Linked DNA regions of Homo sapiens: region 1 is linked to region 2. The links are chromatin loops, found by intact Hi-C in ENCODE. Cell type or tissue: PC-9. All regions are shown on one strand.

The links. A loop is a pair of places that touch in the nucleus more often than their neighbours do. Peaks named below come from ENCODE experiments on the same cell type or tissue, not always from the same donor. Only the 100,000 strongest peaks of a DNase experiment are listed, where the experiment ranks them.
Region 1: it touches region 2 in a loop (14-fold over the local background); 2 of 110 quality-filtered maps call a loop at or near these places.

The regions. Positions count from the first base shown.
Region 1 is chr12:104,788,667-104,796,666 of GRCh38, forward strand. No RefSeq gene overlaps it. Among named protein-coding and RNA genes, the nearest start is that of SLC41A2, 170 kb to the right of the region's middle. In PC-9, a CTCF peak has its summit at 2,047; a DNase peak (open chromatin) is centred at 4,175.
Region 2 is chr12:104,600,045-104,608,044 of GRCh38, forward strand. CHST11 (carbohydrate sulfotransferase 11) reads left to right here. Exons shown (of 3, transcript NM_018413.6): 2 at 1,862-1,947. Among named protein-coding and RNA genes, the nearest start is that of MIR3922, 12 kb to the left of the region's middle. RefSeq lists enhancers at 3,459-4,086, 4,087-4,713, 5,135-5,722, 5,723-6,310. In PC-9, no CTCF peak of the experiment used is centred here; DNase peaks (open chromatin) are centred at 3,037, 3,717 and 4,237; H3K4me3 peaks cover 775 bases; H3K27ac peaks cover 5,809 bases.

The DNA.
Region 1 (8,000 bases), 190 kb after region 2:
TCATTGCAGACAATTTGAGAAAGAGAAGCATAAAGAGAAAATAATCTAAAATCTCACTGTAAGATAATGAACATTTCCTTCCAATCTCTTAAAAACGCAGTTACATATTACATGTATATTTTGTTCTGTGTTCTTTTATGTGATGGTCAGTCAGATGTGGCCACAAGAGGACACAGGAGAGGCTCAGGAAAAAAACAGTTTATTGTATTCACAGATTCTGGAAACAGGAAGTGTGGCACTCCTGCAGGGTCACATGGGGAAGCCACATGGGATGATCAAGGGGCAGAAAGCAGGGGCAAGGGGAAAGTCTAGGCCAGAGGTTACAGGGGTTTCCTGGGAAGGGCAGGCTGAACTGTTTAGAACTGGCTAGTTTGAATAATTTTGGTGGGCTCTAAACTATAGGAGTGGTCCCTGGTTGCCCAGTACCTGGCCCTGGGGTGACTAAAGCCAAGGAATACTGTCTCCTGGGAAGTATAGGCCAGATGAAGGAGGTGTGGCTCTGGAGTGGCTAGTTGGCATATCAAAGACATGCTCCCAGCTGAGTCCTTTGCTTTCCCTAAGAATTGGCTAGCCCCAGAGAGTAGCCTGTCTCCAGCCCAGAAGGATTTTTTGTTTGAATCTCCTCTGTTGTTTTTTTTTAATAGGACAAGAACTTGTTTATTTTATTTATTTATTTATTTTTGCCAAATAAAGCAATTGGACAGCGTTCCTTCCTCTTTTCTTTTTTAAAAAAAAAATTCCATAGGTTTTTGGGGAACCGGTGGTATTTGGTTACTTGTTTTGTTGTTGTTGTTGTTTTTTTTTTTTTTTTTTTTTTTTTGAGACAGAGTCTCACTCTGTCGCCCAGGCTGGAGTGCAGTGGCGCGATCTCGGCTCACTGCAACCTCCGCCTTCTGGGTTTGAGCGATTCTCCTGCCTCAGTCTCCCAAGCAGCTGGGATTACAGGCACACGTCACCACGCCCGGCTTATTTTTGTATTTTTATTAGAGACGGGGTTTCCCCATGTTGGCCAGGCTGGTCTCGAACTCCTGACCTCAGGTGATCCATCCGCCTCGGTCCCCCAAAGTGCTGGGATTACAAGCGTGAGCCACCTCGCCCAGTTGAGTAAGTTCTTAAGTGATGATTTGTGAGATTTTGGTGCACTCATCACTCAAGCAGTATACATTATACCCAATTTGTAGCCTTTTATCCCTCACCCTTCCCACCCTTTCCCCCGGAGTCCCCACAGTCCATTGTATCATTCTTATGGGTTTTTAAGAAGTCAAAACATCACGATATACAGACAATAAAATGTATACAAGATATATTTTATTGTATATATATATATATATATATATATTTTTTTTTTTTTTTTTTTTTTTTTTAATGCATATTTCATTCTTCTGAGCCCCATCCCGAGTCTTCCACTTCAAAGTCAGTGTGGGCCCTTTGGGAGTCCCTTCTTATTTCTGTCCCCAGAGCATGTCTCAAGCCACCTTAGGGGAAGAGGGATGTCCCTCCGTGTTCAGGTGAGGGGCTGCTGTCGTTCAGTGAATGTAGGACGGGAGGCCAGCCTCCCCACCGGCCCTTTTGCTGAAGCAGGCATACACGGCGCCCCCAAAGAGGATGGAAAGTCCTTTAATCAATCCCCCAGGGGCTGTCAGGAAGCTGAATCGGGGAGGTGGCAGGAGCTGATCAGCCGTGTCCCTGACTTACTGAACTTGTACCGCACTGCTCTCTCCTTCTGTACTATGGCCCTGAGGTGCCCAGGCCCCACAGCTGACTCAATTAATCTGAAGTGGGGTGGAGCCATCTATGTTTCTTTTAGGGATTCAGGTGACTCTAATGTGCGAGTGTGAAACACTGGCTAAGCCCTCAGCGCTGTGCTAGGCAGCCCTCGCTTATACCCTACTTATTCCCACTTCTGCCTTCTCCCCTTAGTGTCCCCAACCTCTTCCTTTCCCTTGGGCACACTACCACTCGCTCCTGCAGAAATAGCTCACGACGACGTGCTCCTCAATTCCACGACCTGTGGATTCTCCGTGGCCACTGGCCTCGCAGTTTCTGTTGACGCCATCAGGGGCAGCAGCGAGCGCGGTCTCAGTGAAGGAGGCCTCTAGCTTGCGGCGGGGAGTTGAGCTGGAAAGGGTCTGGATAAGGGTGAGCTCTGATGCTGTTTTCTCCAAAATAGGGTCTGAAAGTATATACCTGAGCTTTGTGAGGATTCACTTATTCCTCCCTGAGTTGTATCACAGTTTCTCTGTTTTGACTTAGGAAAACTGATAAACCTATGTGACTTTCTTTGCTTCTCTCAAATACCTGGGTGGGAGATGGTGGAGGACAGTCCACAGCAAACTCAAGTGAATCCATTACTTTTCATTCTCACCAAAGGTCTGGAGCTGTATCTGGTCTCTGGTTTTGGCCTATAGACACTGCCCTTTTGATCTGAGGGTGAAAAGGGGATTCAATCTAAGAGTATTTCATTTCCTAAACAATCTGGAAGAGATGTATTAGTTTAAAAATCACTCATTGTTTGAGCAAACACTTTCCACATATATTCTATGCATTCTCTCTTTCTCTGCATATGCCATGCCTTCTTTCACTTCCATTATATTGGGAAAATTTCCCCCATGTCATTAAATGTTTTTGGAAAAGATGATTGTGCATGATGATACCTATTTTGCAAATTTTATGTACCATAGTTTTTTAACCATTTCTCTGTTGCCGGACATTTAGTTTGTTTATGATTTTCACTCTTATCAACAACTGATATAAATTTTCTCATATATAAATCTTTGGCCCTCTCACATATCATTTACCATGAACATTGGGAGTACCGTATTTTATCCTTTTGGAGTCCTCTCGGTGTTAAGAACAGAAGTGGTTTCACACGTGGCACTTAATTAACGCTTGTTAACTTCACTCATGGCCTAGATCAACTTGCATTGGCGCCCTATAAAACCTGTCTCTTTAATATTAAGCCATATGAAATCACAAGAGTATGCCAAATCCAATTAGCATCTATCACGACCTATCCACTCTATAAACAGGCATTTCATGTTTCTGTTACATTCAACTTCTGAAATGCTATAAGCAGAATCTATTAAGGCAAACAATGAAAACACAAGTAATAATTTCTTAAAAAACACTTTGCAATGCCTGCATCATACATATTAATTTATAGCTGCAGCAACAGAATCTCATATTCAGATGGTGTCCTTTCAAAAGGAACTGTGTAACAAATCCCAGGCAGTACTTAGCTTAACTTACCTTCCTGGTGATTTATATGATGCACATCATTGTGTGCATAAAGTCCAAATTTCATGACACAGACACATACAATTACATGGATGACAGTAATATGCCAATGAATGATATAAACATCAACTGTTAATTCACTAAGAGAAATAGAAAGTCAAGGCAAAAGAGACTACGTCCCAAAACTACCTGACTACTGCCTTTAGGCAAAAGATCTTTTGGAAATCAGCTTTTAAAGACTTTAGTTTTACCACTGCCCTGAAGCAGGCTGAACCTAAAATGGGACTTTACTATCTGCCCAACCCTGGGCCCAGAGTTACTCATGGAATACAGGTGACTTCACCAAGATTCAGGTGAATCCATTACTTCTTATTCCCACAAAACGTCTAGAGCTGAGTCTAGTCTCTGGTTTTGGCCTATTGACACTGACATTTTGATCTGAGGGTGAAAAGGGATTCAACCTAAGAGTATTTCATGTCTTAATCTAGAAGAGAGGTATTAGTTTAAAAGTCATTCATTGAGGAAACACTTTCCACATATTTTCCATGCATTCATTCTCTGTGTGTGTGTGTGTGTGGTGTGTGTGTGTGTAGACTACCTTTTAGGATTTTACTCTATGTTATATAACTTTACTTTGCAACTTTTACTTTCCCGAAAGTGCCTGGATAAGTAATGTGTAAAGTGTAAGGCAAAGTTGTTTCTGTTCTATCTTGAGCAGTTCATAAAATAACCTTCAGGTCACCTTCCCTGTGATCTGCAGATTGGCTTGGTGCGTACTCTAGAGGTGCCAATCATTCTTTCTCCGCTTACTCCTCTCTGTGAGAGGACTCACGGCACTGGAAGAGGCAGTCCAATCACCATGTGATATCTGCTCCTTAACTTGGCCACAGCAGATCAGAAGCCAGAGCCAAAGATGAGTCATTAGATTTTCTGCCAGGAGGAGTTGGAATTGTGACTTAGTGACTGAGTCTGTTAGCTGCATGGGTTTCTCTTTCTTCTGTTTCTCAAATAGCCTCAAGCCCTTCAGCCTCCTGGGTGATGTCTTCCTTGAATATCCGAATAAAATGTCTTAAGTCCTGCAGTGGAGACAAATGCTATGTGTTAAACTCAATTTCATTTCTTCTTCCTCTTCCTGGGCACACAGGAAGACCACATTTCTGAGCTTCCCTTGCAGTTAAGTTGTGCCATGGCTGTCGGGTGCTAAGCAGAGAGGCAATGGCCAGGAAGAAGAGGCAGGAGTCTCTTCTTGTGCAAGAGTTGACAATTAAAGAGGAGAAGAGTAGAATGGTGTTGGTAAGGTCAGATGGAGGCTTTCCCTTCCAAGGAAGTCTTGTGCATATGATGGAGCAGAGAAGTGGGCCACTGGTGCTAAAGAGAGGAAATGTGGTAGAAATGGATGGGTTGAAGGGTGAGCTTGAAACAATATGGGCATGTCAAGGCAGGGACAAGGAGTTACTGAGGAAGCTTATCCAGAGGCCTCAGCCTTCTCCCTGGAGTCAGAACCACCTGCTGAGGGCAGTGGAGGAGAAAGAGTGGGAAGAGAGAAGCTCTGAAACTGCCCTCTGGGCAAGTTCGTGGAGCTGGACAGCATGGATTTGTAGTAAGCCAGACATGAATGGTTTTGTGCCAAACCCGCGGAATTTGGTGTGTGATCTGGGAGAAGGACCAGAGAAGGCTGTCTGTGGGAATTACCAGAAGTCAGAAGCCTATGTTAGCATAACATTATCACTTGCCTAAAGAACAGATGATAGGGAGAAAAATGTTATTCTTCTAGGCCCATATTTATTCACTATTTCTTCCTACTAATAATACCCCAGTGTCTTTAAGTACTAAAACGTTCCATTTCTACAGAATGTTTTCTCTCATCTGTAAGAATAAAAAGGATGTTCATTTTTTTAAAACATTAGGTACTCATTACTAAACAGGACAAAAATCAATCTTTTTTTATTTTTTAAGACCCAAAACAATAGTTAACTACTATTTGAGCTGGGGATCTATTGTCTAGAAAAGTAATAATTATTAAGTAATTCAAAAAATAAATATAAAAGTAACAGGTTCATTTTTGAAAATTTGTTCAGCACAAAAGAGTTTTAAAAAGAAAAAAAATCCATAATCACATCATCCAGAGCAAAACATTTAAAATATTTTGGTGTCTTAAAAAATTAGTGTCATTCCAGATAAAGTTTTGTACTCAGTATTTTTCACACATTATTTTATAAATATTTTCCTAACTCATCAAATGAGCTTTAAAATATAAATTTGCTGACTATAATATATAGTACCAATTTTTTTGAAGTTTATGCCTGTTTTGTTTGTTTATTTTTTGAGACAGGATCTTGCTCTGTTGCGCAGGCTGGATGGAGTGCAGTGGTGCAATCATATCTCATTATAACATCAAATTCCTAGGCTCAAGTGATCTTCCTGCCTCAGCCTCCCAAGTAGCAGGGACTACAGGTGCATGCCACCATGCATGGCTAAATTTTTTTTTTAGGGATGGGGTCTCGCTGTGTTGCCCAGGCTGGTCTTGAATGCCTGGACTCAAGAGATCCTCTCACTTGGCCTCCCAAAGTGTTGGGATTACAGGCATGGGCCACCAGTCCCAGCTTAAGTCTGTTTTCAAATGAAAAATGTAAAGCTGAAAATTGCTGCAATGTATATTGTGATTATTACCTTAGGACCGATTTCTACAATGGTATGTCAATAGGGCAAAGAATATATTTTTCCTTAAAAATAAATTTTCTTTAAAAATAAAAGTTCTAAATGATTTTTTGAGATACACATACATCATTCAAAAATGAAAATGATCTATAAAGTATACACTGACCAGTCTTGTCCTCATCCCTATTCCCTTTCAGCTTATTATGCCTTGTCCTCTATAGGTAACCGTTTTTCTCAGTTTCCTGATTTTTCTTCCAGTGTTTCTTGCCCAAATGTTTATTTCCCAATGAGAGAAATATCCTGTTTCTCACAACCTTACAAAAAGGAAGGATATTTTATACACTGTTCCATGCCTTGCTTTTTTCACCTTACTATGTATCCTGGAGATCTTACCATATAAATCTGTAAAGATATTTCCTATTCCTTCTGTCTCTCAGTTGCATAATGTTCCATTGTATGGATGCACCATAATTTATTCCACTAGGAGCCCTGAGTTGTTGTCTTATCTTTTACTATTACAAACAAAGCTATAATAATCTTGAAGTACGTCATGACATATATGTCTGCGAATATCTGTAGAATCGATTTCAAAAAGTTGGATGCCAGGCGGCTCCTAGGATGTGTGGAGCTCCAGGCAAATATTCTTTGCAGGGCCACTGCCGTCTTACGCCATTTGGCTTTAAACTGTTGTTGCAAAATCCTTGAACCCATTTGAAGCTTAGTGATTTATCAATGAAGATTTAGTGTAATGGATAGAAAAGAGGTACTTACACATTTGGCTACTGTCCAGTAAGTACAGATGAAGATTCTTCATAGTGTCCAGGTACCATCTTTTTGTGTTTTTTCTTTATTGTCAAATATGTTATTCCTGGCTAATTTCATATCTCCCACTGCAAGGAAAAGTTAACAATATTGTTACTGGTTGCAATGCCAGGGCTCTTCAGAACCTATTTGTATTGAAATGGTACCACATCGACATCACCACATTGACGGTAGGCAAGAAGGACACCAATTGAAAGGGCCGGCTGTGGAGCAGTGGTCTTGAATACCTTTGGGAGAGAAAGGGACAGCCATCCCTAGAGAACTGCCTGACATGTGTTCTAGAGCCAGCAAAGGGGGTTGGGAAACCTCCCTAAGTGCAAGTGATGAAGTATGCACAGGGTAAAGGGTGACTGCTACCACCGTGTCATACTTTAATGCTCTAGACGGGAGGCAACGCTGCAGCCAGAATGCTGATATAAGACAGCTACGGCTTGAGTCCAAGGGTTAACTATGGACAGTTAGTGGCCCAGAGCTCTCAACTTCCCCTGTGTCTGACATGAAAGTCACACAAAATCAACATGTCATTTTGGTCAGTAAGAGCAATCAACTCATCAAAATGCCTTTCTGGAACTAGGGCTGGCCATAGAATCCTGGAACTACCCCATAGGCATGAGTCTCTGGTCTCTGGTGGACCTCAAACAAGGGGAAAAACAGAAACTGGGCCAACTGCCAGCCCACTGGCCAGTCTCAGGCTTTGGATGGCAACTTACAAAACTGTAAGGTAGGAGCTTCTGCCAACTGGAGACCATACAGGATCAGTTCCAAGTTGGGGCACCCTGCCCAGATGGCACTGCTGACTCCAGCTAGTCTCGCTATCAGTGGGGAGACTTAGAAAGAAGATTTAGAAATTAGGAATTCACTCTAAAGAAGGGGTAGGTGAACGTGTGTGTGTGTGTGTGTGTGTGTGTGTGTGTGTGTGTGTGTGTGTGTGTGTGTATGTGTGTGTATGTGTATGTGCAGGGCCAGATAGTAAAGATTTTAGGCTTTCAGGCTCTATGGTCTTTTTTAAGGCTACTCAATTCTACTGTATAGAGGGAGAGCAGCCATAGGCCATATGGAAATGAATGGACATGGCTGAATTCTAATAAGCTTTATTTATCCAGGCAGCAAACTGGATTTGGCCCACTGGCTGAAATTTGCCAAACTTTGCTATAAATCATGCAGCAAAGGGCCCAGCCTTTACTTGCCTAGTAATGGTGAAATTACAAGATAGGATGACAAGTGCATTTGTAATTTTGTTATATATGGCTAGATTCCCCACTATAGAGCTTTTATTCTGCTCT
Region 2 (8,000 bases):
AATACTGTTTGGCCCCTTACAGAAAATTTTGCTGACCCCTGCCCTAGGAAGTCAAGGAAAAGGAAAGAGAAAACATGGCATCTTGTTTCTGGGCATTGATGATTGACTTTCAGAGTTTCCACGTGGCTCAAAGTGACAAGTCAACGGAGGCTCACCTGAGCAGTAGTTTTTCCTCCGGAGACCTTCCAGATGTCATCAGCTGCTTTTGGATGACTCTCCTCCCTTTCCTGACCTCAGATTGACTTCTAAGCAGAGGTCCCTGGGCTAACCCCCTGCAGCCAGCCCTCCCAGTCATTTGAGCTGCACCCTGCTTGAGGTCTGGTCACTCCTCATCAGTCCCCTTGATAGCCACAAATAGAGAAGTTCCCGCCTTCCTCCCAGGGGGATCTAAAATAGCTTCTGAAATTTGTCACCAACACTTTTAAACTGTGGCTTTTGGCCAGGCACAGTTTTAAGCATTCTGCACATAGTAGTTACTCATTTAATCTTCACATCCAACCCAGGAAGTTAGATGCCCCTGTCATTCCCATTTTACAGACAAAGAAGCAGAGACACAGAGAGGTTAGGTAGTTTCCTTAAGGTCACACAGCTGGTAGTGGTAGAGCCAGTATTGAAACCCAGGCTATCTGTTCCAGGGAATGTCCTGCTGTCCATTCATTGCCTCTGTGGAGCAGGTGAATTCTTTAGGCTCATGAAAGGATCTAGTTTTCCTTGTTCCACTCATGCCACTGTTGCACCTCAAACCATAAGAAAACTGCCTCGTACTTGAGAAGAAAGCCCCATTTATTCTTCCCCCATCTCTCTTTTTTCCCTCTCTCCTTCTTTCCTTTCTTCCTTCCCTCCCTTCTTCCCTCCTTCCTCCTTCTCGGCTTCCTTTTTTCCTTTCCTCCTTCCTTTCCTCCCTCTTTTCCTCTCTCCTTCTTCCCTTCCCTTCCTTCCTTCGCTTGCTCCCCTCCCTTTCCTTCTCCTTTCCTCCTTCCCTCCTTCCTTCTCTCCCTCTCTACTGCTCTCTTTCCTTCCCTCCTACCTTCCTTTTTTCCTTCCTTCCTTCCCTCTCTCCCAATTTCATCCCTCCCTTCCTCCTTCCTCCTCCCTCCAACAAATAATGATCAAGCCCATGACTATGCGTTACATAATGCATGAGGGGCTGCACAGAGTGAACAAGAAAAATGAAAAAGAAAGAATTCATTGCCATTTAAAAAGAGCTCTTGGTGGCTTCAATGTTGGTGGGGTTTGAGGAGTTCACTTATTCCCCCTCTTTTATTAATTGTAAGTACCATCTCTGTCTGGAATCATAAACTCTTGTCTTTTCTGCTTCATGCTGATATTTTCACTAAAAGTAACATAATTTAGGAGAGGTTTTGGGGAGGCTGGGCCTCTGACCTGTCCAGTGGGAGGAGCCTCCTGGGGAAGGACCTGCCCATTCTCAGAAGCCCAGCTTTCAGGGACAAGGAATGAAAGGTCATTGACTGTTGCTGGAGAAGTCTGCGGAATCTTAAAATGTGTTACCAAGCCTGCTGCTGGGTAGAACTTGCTGTCTTGAAGCAGCCATTACGCCATCTTTTGTAAGTGGTTTCATTTCAATGAGCTTTAGATGCCTGTCCTGTTTTCTTAAAACACTTGCTGGGGAGACTTTTTAGCATGATCTAGATCCTTCTGGGTGTGGAGATGCCTGAATGTTGGGAAGACAGACAGCAGCTGTGCTGTTGGAGAAGGGACAGTGTGGAAATCTTCCTTTGCTAGAAGCTGGTTTTCTCTTTCTTTCCTGCCTGTTTCTTCTTCCCTACTCTGTGCCTTTTTCTTTGACAGACAACAAATCTTTGTTGCTCATTTCTGATGAGCCTTCACTTTCTTTCCTCAGTCATGCGGAGGAATCCCTTTGGTGTGGACATCTGCTGCCGGAAGGGGTCCCGAAGCCCCCTGCAGGAACTCTACAACCCAATCCAGGTAAGCTTCAAGCACTCTGTCAGCATGTGAATTTTTTTTTTTTGTAGGTATGGATACTAAAAACTCTAAAATTGTGGTCTTTGGGGGATTTAAAACTTCCTTTCACAGCCTGGCATTTTACCTTCAGTGGTTGCTTTCTCCGTCACCCTTTTTCTATGTAGCATCTCTGAAAAATCTAGCAGGGGATGTTTAGAATTAGAGAAATGCCTAGGTTTAGTGCTAAGCATTCAGACCTGCCCAGGGTTTGAACTCCTGAGATTAACAGTCTCAAGTTCGAGCAATGGGACTCGGGAATTAAAGGTCCACCGAAGCTGTGCAGTCTTCCCTTTGGTATCCCCAAAGGAAGAGTTGCACATGGGTACACTTGACACCCATTCCCACATCCCACATATTAAAGCCCAGTGATGCCCCACCTCACTGTGCCAGTTTGGCAAACTCCCTTGCGAGCGGGGACCTTTTGCTAAGTGACTGCCTCAGTAAATCTAACTCGTTAGTTTAATGAGGCAGCAAACGTGGCCTCTGTGCCATCAATTATGAAAAGAGCTCCTCTTTGAGCAAAAGAAAAGCTCCAACCAAGGAAAAGTGTCTTCTGTGGAAAGCTAGTGCAAAGTTAGGAGGCCTGGTTGCCATGGCAACAGCCTCAGTGGTGTGTGTGGGTCTTGATGTGGAGACTCTGGGGCTGATCCTTTTGTAGGAACATTAATTAGCACTTGATGCCCAGAACTGGTAAGTGAACAACTAGCAGCAGCATCAGTGGACCTTCGATAGCCGTAGAGAAAGAGGGAAAAATGTACTGCTTTGGCTACAGTCTCTGACTAAATTTAATACTTCTTTGGACCAAGGTACCTGGTGGAGGAAGATAATGCACGGGCCTCAAAGGTGTCGAATTTTTAGAACTCTTGTAAAGGGATGCACTTGAGAACTATCTGATGCCCCCTACCCCCCTTCCCAATCTCTCACCTGCACTCCCTTCTGGAAAAATGGACTCCTGAATTTATGCATCATGGGTGGCCTAATTAGGTTAACTCATGCCCTGTCTTGAGGTGTGACTTGGCCAGATTAGCCCATTAATTGCCAAGTCAGTATTGCCTGAGGCTTCCTGTACTGGGTTCGGTGGTGACTCAGTGGGGAATTTGATAGTTGGGTTCCCTTTGGTGCCCAAAAAATCTCCATATTATAGGCAGGTCTCCCAGCCTGTCCACACACACCCTGTCCTAAGGAAGAGGCAGAACTGTGCTTCAACAAAGGATAGGATTTCTGGTAACCCGTGTCAAAAACAACACAGGCTCCTCAGATGCAAACCATTCCCTTCTTTTTGTTGATATCCTCTGTTCTCAGATGATTTTCTCCTTCAAAACAAAACTACTGAAACACTGCTGCAAATTTTATGGGTAACATATGGTGTCATGGGAAAAGCTATATCTGAAGTCACCGCCCCTGTGGATGGAAGGTCCATGGACTGCGTCTGTCCTGTTCACTGTTGGCTCCTCAGTACCTAACACAGGGCTCTCAAATACTTGTGATTCAAAACATGAAAGTCCAGGTTCAAATCCCGGCTTCATCTCTAACTAGTTGTGCAACCCTGAATATATGATGAGTTATCTTTAGGGGTCAGTTTTCCTACCTAAAACTCTCCCTGGAATGTTGGGAGGATGAAATAATTCTGATGTGTCAGGGGCTCTGTCAGTATGATTTGTCATTTTTGTGGTCAGGAGGGTGGCTTCCATATCAGAAGCCTTGACTTAGGAGTCAGACCTGGGTTCAAAGCCTAGTTTCATCATTTCTTAGCTATGTGACTATGGGGTGTTTACTTAACCTCTCTGAGATTTCTTTCCTTGATTTATAATGTGGCATGAGCAATACCTGCCTTGCAGTGTTGCATGTGGTGATGTGTCTTGCTTGGAGCTTCCTGTGGAGTTTGCTCCTTCATGGGTTCATTCACTCCTTTTTTTCATTCATTTCTTCATGTGCTGTTACATGTACCTAGGAACATATAGCTTAGTAGCTTAGCAGCTTAGCACTAGGCGCTGGGCACAAAAGGGTGGAGAGGGTGTGTGCTTAGCCTTTTGTGGCTGGTAACTCTGGGCCCAGAGTTGAGGGGAATGATTTGACTGGCGAGGCAGACTCTGCTTGGTCCCATTGTAAACCAGTCATAGAAGAGATGCCTGTCCTGGGTAGGGGCCCTCTCTTCCTTCCGGTAGTGTTCTGAGCATTGTCTGGATGACAGGCCTATTGAGCAGTAGCCTGGGACTTGGGAGGGAAACTAGGGCTGGAGAGCAGCTCTGGGAGGCATTGGGGAGGGCGTAGGTGGATGAGTCACCATCCTCCCTCAAGGACGTCTTGGGCAAGTTGTCTGGCCCCATTAGCCAGCAACCAGGGAAATGTAGCTGCAGGAAAATCACCTCGTTTCCTCGGGATGTTTTTTCTTAGGCTGGTTTCCTTTACAAGCTGCAATTATGTTCCATCCCACGCAAGTTCAGTAAGTGGCACTTTTCAGAGAAACTGTCTTGGTGATCATTTGGGCTGCTGTGGGCCAGGGAGTTGAGGAGAGAAGGGAGTGAGAGCTTCTACTGAGTTTAGTTGGTTTTGTGTCCATGAGCCATTTACAAACTTTGCACCTGATTGGGCTCAGTTGCAGTTTCTTGTATTTCCCTACCAGCCAAGCTGTTGAAGCTGCTGAGCCCGGAATGATGTTATCACTGAGGCAGATGACAAACCCTCTAGTTGCTAGAAACCAAACTGCTCCCCGAGCTGGTGTTTCCGTTTTTTGTACTGACTGCTTATTTGGGCTTGATATATAATGGTGAAAACAGGAACTGTTTATTTTAGGTGATAAGAAACCAACATTATGACAAGAAGATGTCATCTTAGTTACTCTGTTACCAGTACCATAGGCCAGATACTATCTAGATGCTTATAAACATCTTATCTAATCCTTGTAATAATAAGCCCCAAGCTAGGTTTTATATCCCCATTTTATGGATGGGGGAACTGAGGCCAATAACTTCATATAACTTATCCAAGGCCACAAAACTAGTAATAAACAGAGTGAAATTCAACCCAAAAACAAACTACAAATCCAAATTTCTTTACCTCTATGCTGTCTGTACTTGCTGTTACTAGCAAAGTTCTCTTGGTGGGAGTTACCCCATCCCCTCTCCAAAAAAAAAAAAAAAAAAAAAATCAAACCCAGATTTTCACTGGACAAAGGGTTGGGAAAATTGGGAAATTTTGGCTATAATCTGGGAAAACTGGCTATAATATGGGGAAATTGGCTATAATCTGATTTGAGTGTACAGAGTTTTTTATTTTAGTGTCCAAGATTTCTTATTTTAGTGCCTTGCAAACCCCTAACCAATAAAACAACAACGGGGTCAGGAGATCGAGACCATCCTGGCTAACACGGCGAAACCCCGCCTCCACTAAAAATACAAAAAATTCTATGGGCGTGGTGGCGGGCGCCTACAGTCCCAGCTTCTCCGGAGGCTGAGGCAGGAGAATGGCGTGAGCCCGGGAGGCGGAGCTTGCAGTGGGCGGAGATTGCGCCACTGCAGTCCAGCCTGGGCGAAAGAGCCAGACTCCGTCTCAAAAAAATAAAAAATAAAAAAAAAAGTTTGGAGTTGATATTCTTAGAAAAACTGTACTCTGATGTCTTATAATTTTCCTGGTTCTCTGCTGTTTCCTTGGCCCCAAAATAAAATGTAATTGCCGATCAGATCAGCTGGAATCAAGTCACCGAAAGTTCAGGAGGTGTCAACTGCATATTTGTGGGCCGAGCACATCTGCGGGCCGCTCTGGCTCAGTTCAGAGGCACAGGGCAGAGCTGCATTGTCAGCCATTAATAGGGCCTAATTTCCCCTAAATGCCAGCTAGGGCGAGACAGCTTGTCCTTCTGCCCCGCCCACCTCCTGGTCCTCTCGTGGGTTCCCTGAAATCTTCACAACATCATCATGTGGTTCAGCCCTGCCCTGCTTGGTTCTTTCTTTAGCATTTACACTTGCTCTGTGATTACTATGTTGCAAGGGGAGAGACTCACAGCACAGGGCTGTCCGTGAATTTATAAGCGCTGAGTCTAGGAGGTTTGCATAGGGCACAGCAGATCCAATTGTTCTAGGGGTCTCTGAGGACCAAACAGTGTCCAAGGGATTTAGAGGAATTCTGGGGAACTCTCTGGGGCGGGGGGCGGGGGGGGGAATGGCTCCAGGAAAACTGAGAATGACAAGATCTTGGAGGCCCCCACTGAAATCTCTGTTACATGGTGGCGCCTCATTGGTCAAGTCTTCAGGGTGCTAAAGTAAACTTACTTCTCCATCAGTTAGACTCCAGGAAGCAGGATGAGGAGGAGGATGAGGAGGGAGAAGGAAGGTCGGAAGGAAAGAAGGATGAGAGAGAAAAAGGAAGACAAATTACTATTTACTAAATGTATAATACATGCCAGTGACCATTCTACATATTTTTCACACGTCTCATGGAATCTTTACAACAACCCGAAGAGGAAGGTCTCCAGTAACCCCGTTTTTTAGTTAAGTTAACTGAGGCTCAGAGGGTTGAGCAATGTGCCAATCACACAGCTCCTAAATGGGAGAGCCAGGCCTATGAAGCCTGGCTAGGTTGCAGGATGAGGAGAGGCTGGTGCTTTATTTTTCCCGGGTGAAAACATGCTTCCTTGAGATTCTCTTTCCCAGTGACTCAAGCGAGACCTGAGGTATGCTCAGGACCAGTTGCAAAATTCACAAAAGCAGGGGCCAGGACTTCTGGAATGGCATGGAATGGACAATAGCTGTAAACAATTACAGGCTGGGCACAGTGGCTCACGCCTGTAATCCAACACTTTGGGAGGCTGAGGTGGGCAGATCACCTGAGATCAGGAGTTCTAAACCAGCCTGGGCAACATAGTGAAATGTCGTCTCTACCAAAAATACAAAAATTCGCCCGGCATGGTGGCTCGTGCCTGTAATCTCAGCTACTCGGGAGGCTGAGGCAGGAAAACCTGGGAGGCGGAGGTTGCAGTGAGCCAAGATCATGCCCCTACACTCCAGCCTGGGTGATAGAGTGAGACTCTGTCTCAAAAAATAAAAATAAATAAATAAATAAATATATAAATAAAAATTGCAGATTTATTTTTTGCTTAGTGAACCTGATAGATAGCCCAGTGAAGGACAGGCCTTTGACTCCTGGCTGGAGCTGTCAGAGAAGGAGTCACCCCTGAGAATTCTGCCGTGGGATAGAGCATCGCATCTTGGTGACATTTGGAAGCTGGGCTCATTGATTTCATTGAATGTTTTAGATTGATAAAAGCTTGTAATAGTCCAAAGGTTGTTGGGGCAGTTGCGGGGGACTCTCTTAGCCCCAACCTAAATAGCTTTTTCAGCAATGCTTGACAAAATGTGTTCCTTCTATGGACACTTGTAGAATAAACAGAGGAAAAGGGCGTGGGGAGGAGAGGCACCTAGGTCATGTAACCTGATAAGCGGTATATAATAGAAGCTTTTTGCAAAGTTATGAGAGAATCAGGAGTGAGTGGTTAGCCTCTGAGGGGCGGTGCGCAGTGGGGGCCTTTATACAGGATTTGAGTCCGGTCTCTGAAGACACAGCACACTTCCCCATGTTAAAGAAGAGAGACAGCATCACAGAACGGGGAACATCAGCGAGGCCACAGGGAGACAGTCCATGGCGCATTCAGAGAACTGTGAGGGGTTTGTGGCTGGAGTGAAGGTGATGCCAGGGGCGGATCGGAGAGGGGGCAGGAGTGGCAGGTTGGTAGCATGTGGATCAGGTCATGTCTGCCATTCTGGTCATTTCCAATCCATCTGGTTTTTACCTATTGGCAGGGTTGGAGGTCACGAGGAGCCCACAAAAACTGGCGTGCATCTTATAACCTAGCTTCTCCTTTGGCCGCTTGCTAACTGTGGGGCTTCTCCAGGGCAGGTAATGTCCCCTTCCAGGCCTCAGCATTGTCATCTATAAAATGAAGGGGTTAGACTGGATCAGTGTTTATCAAGCCTGTGGTCTTCATATTAGGACCACTCTGGGAGCTTTTGGGAAATGACCAG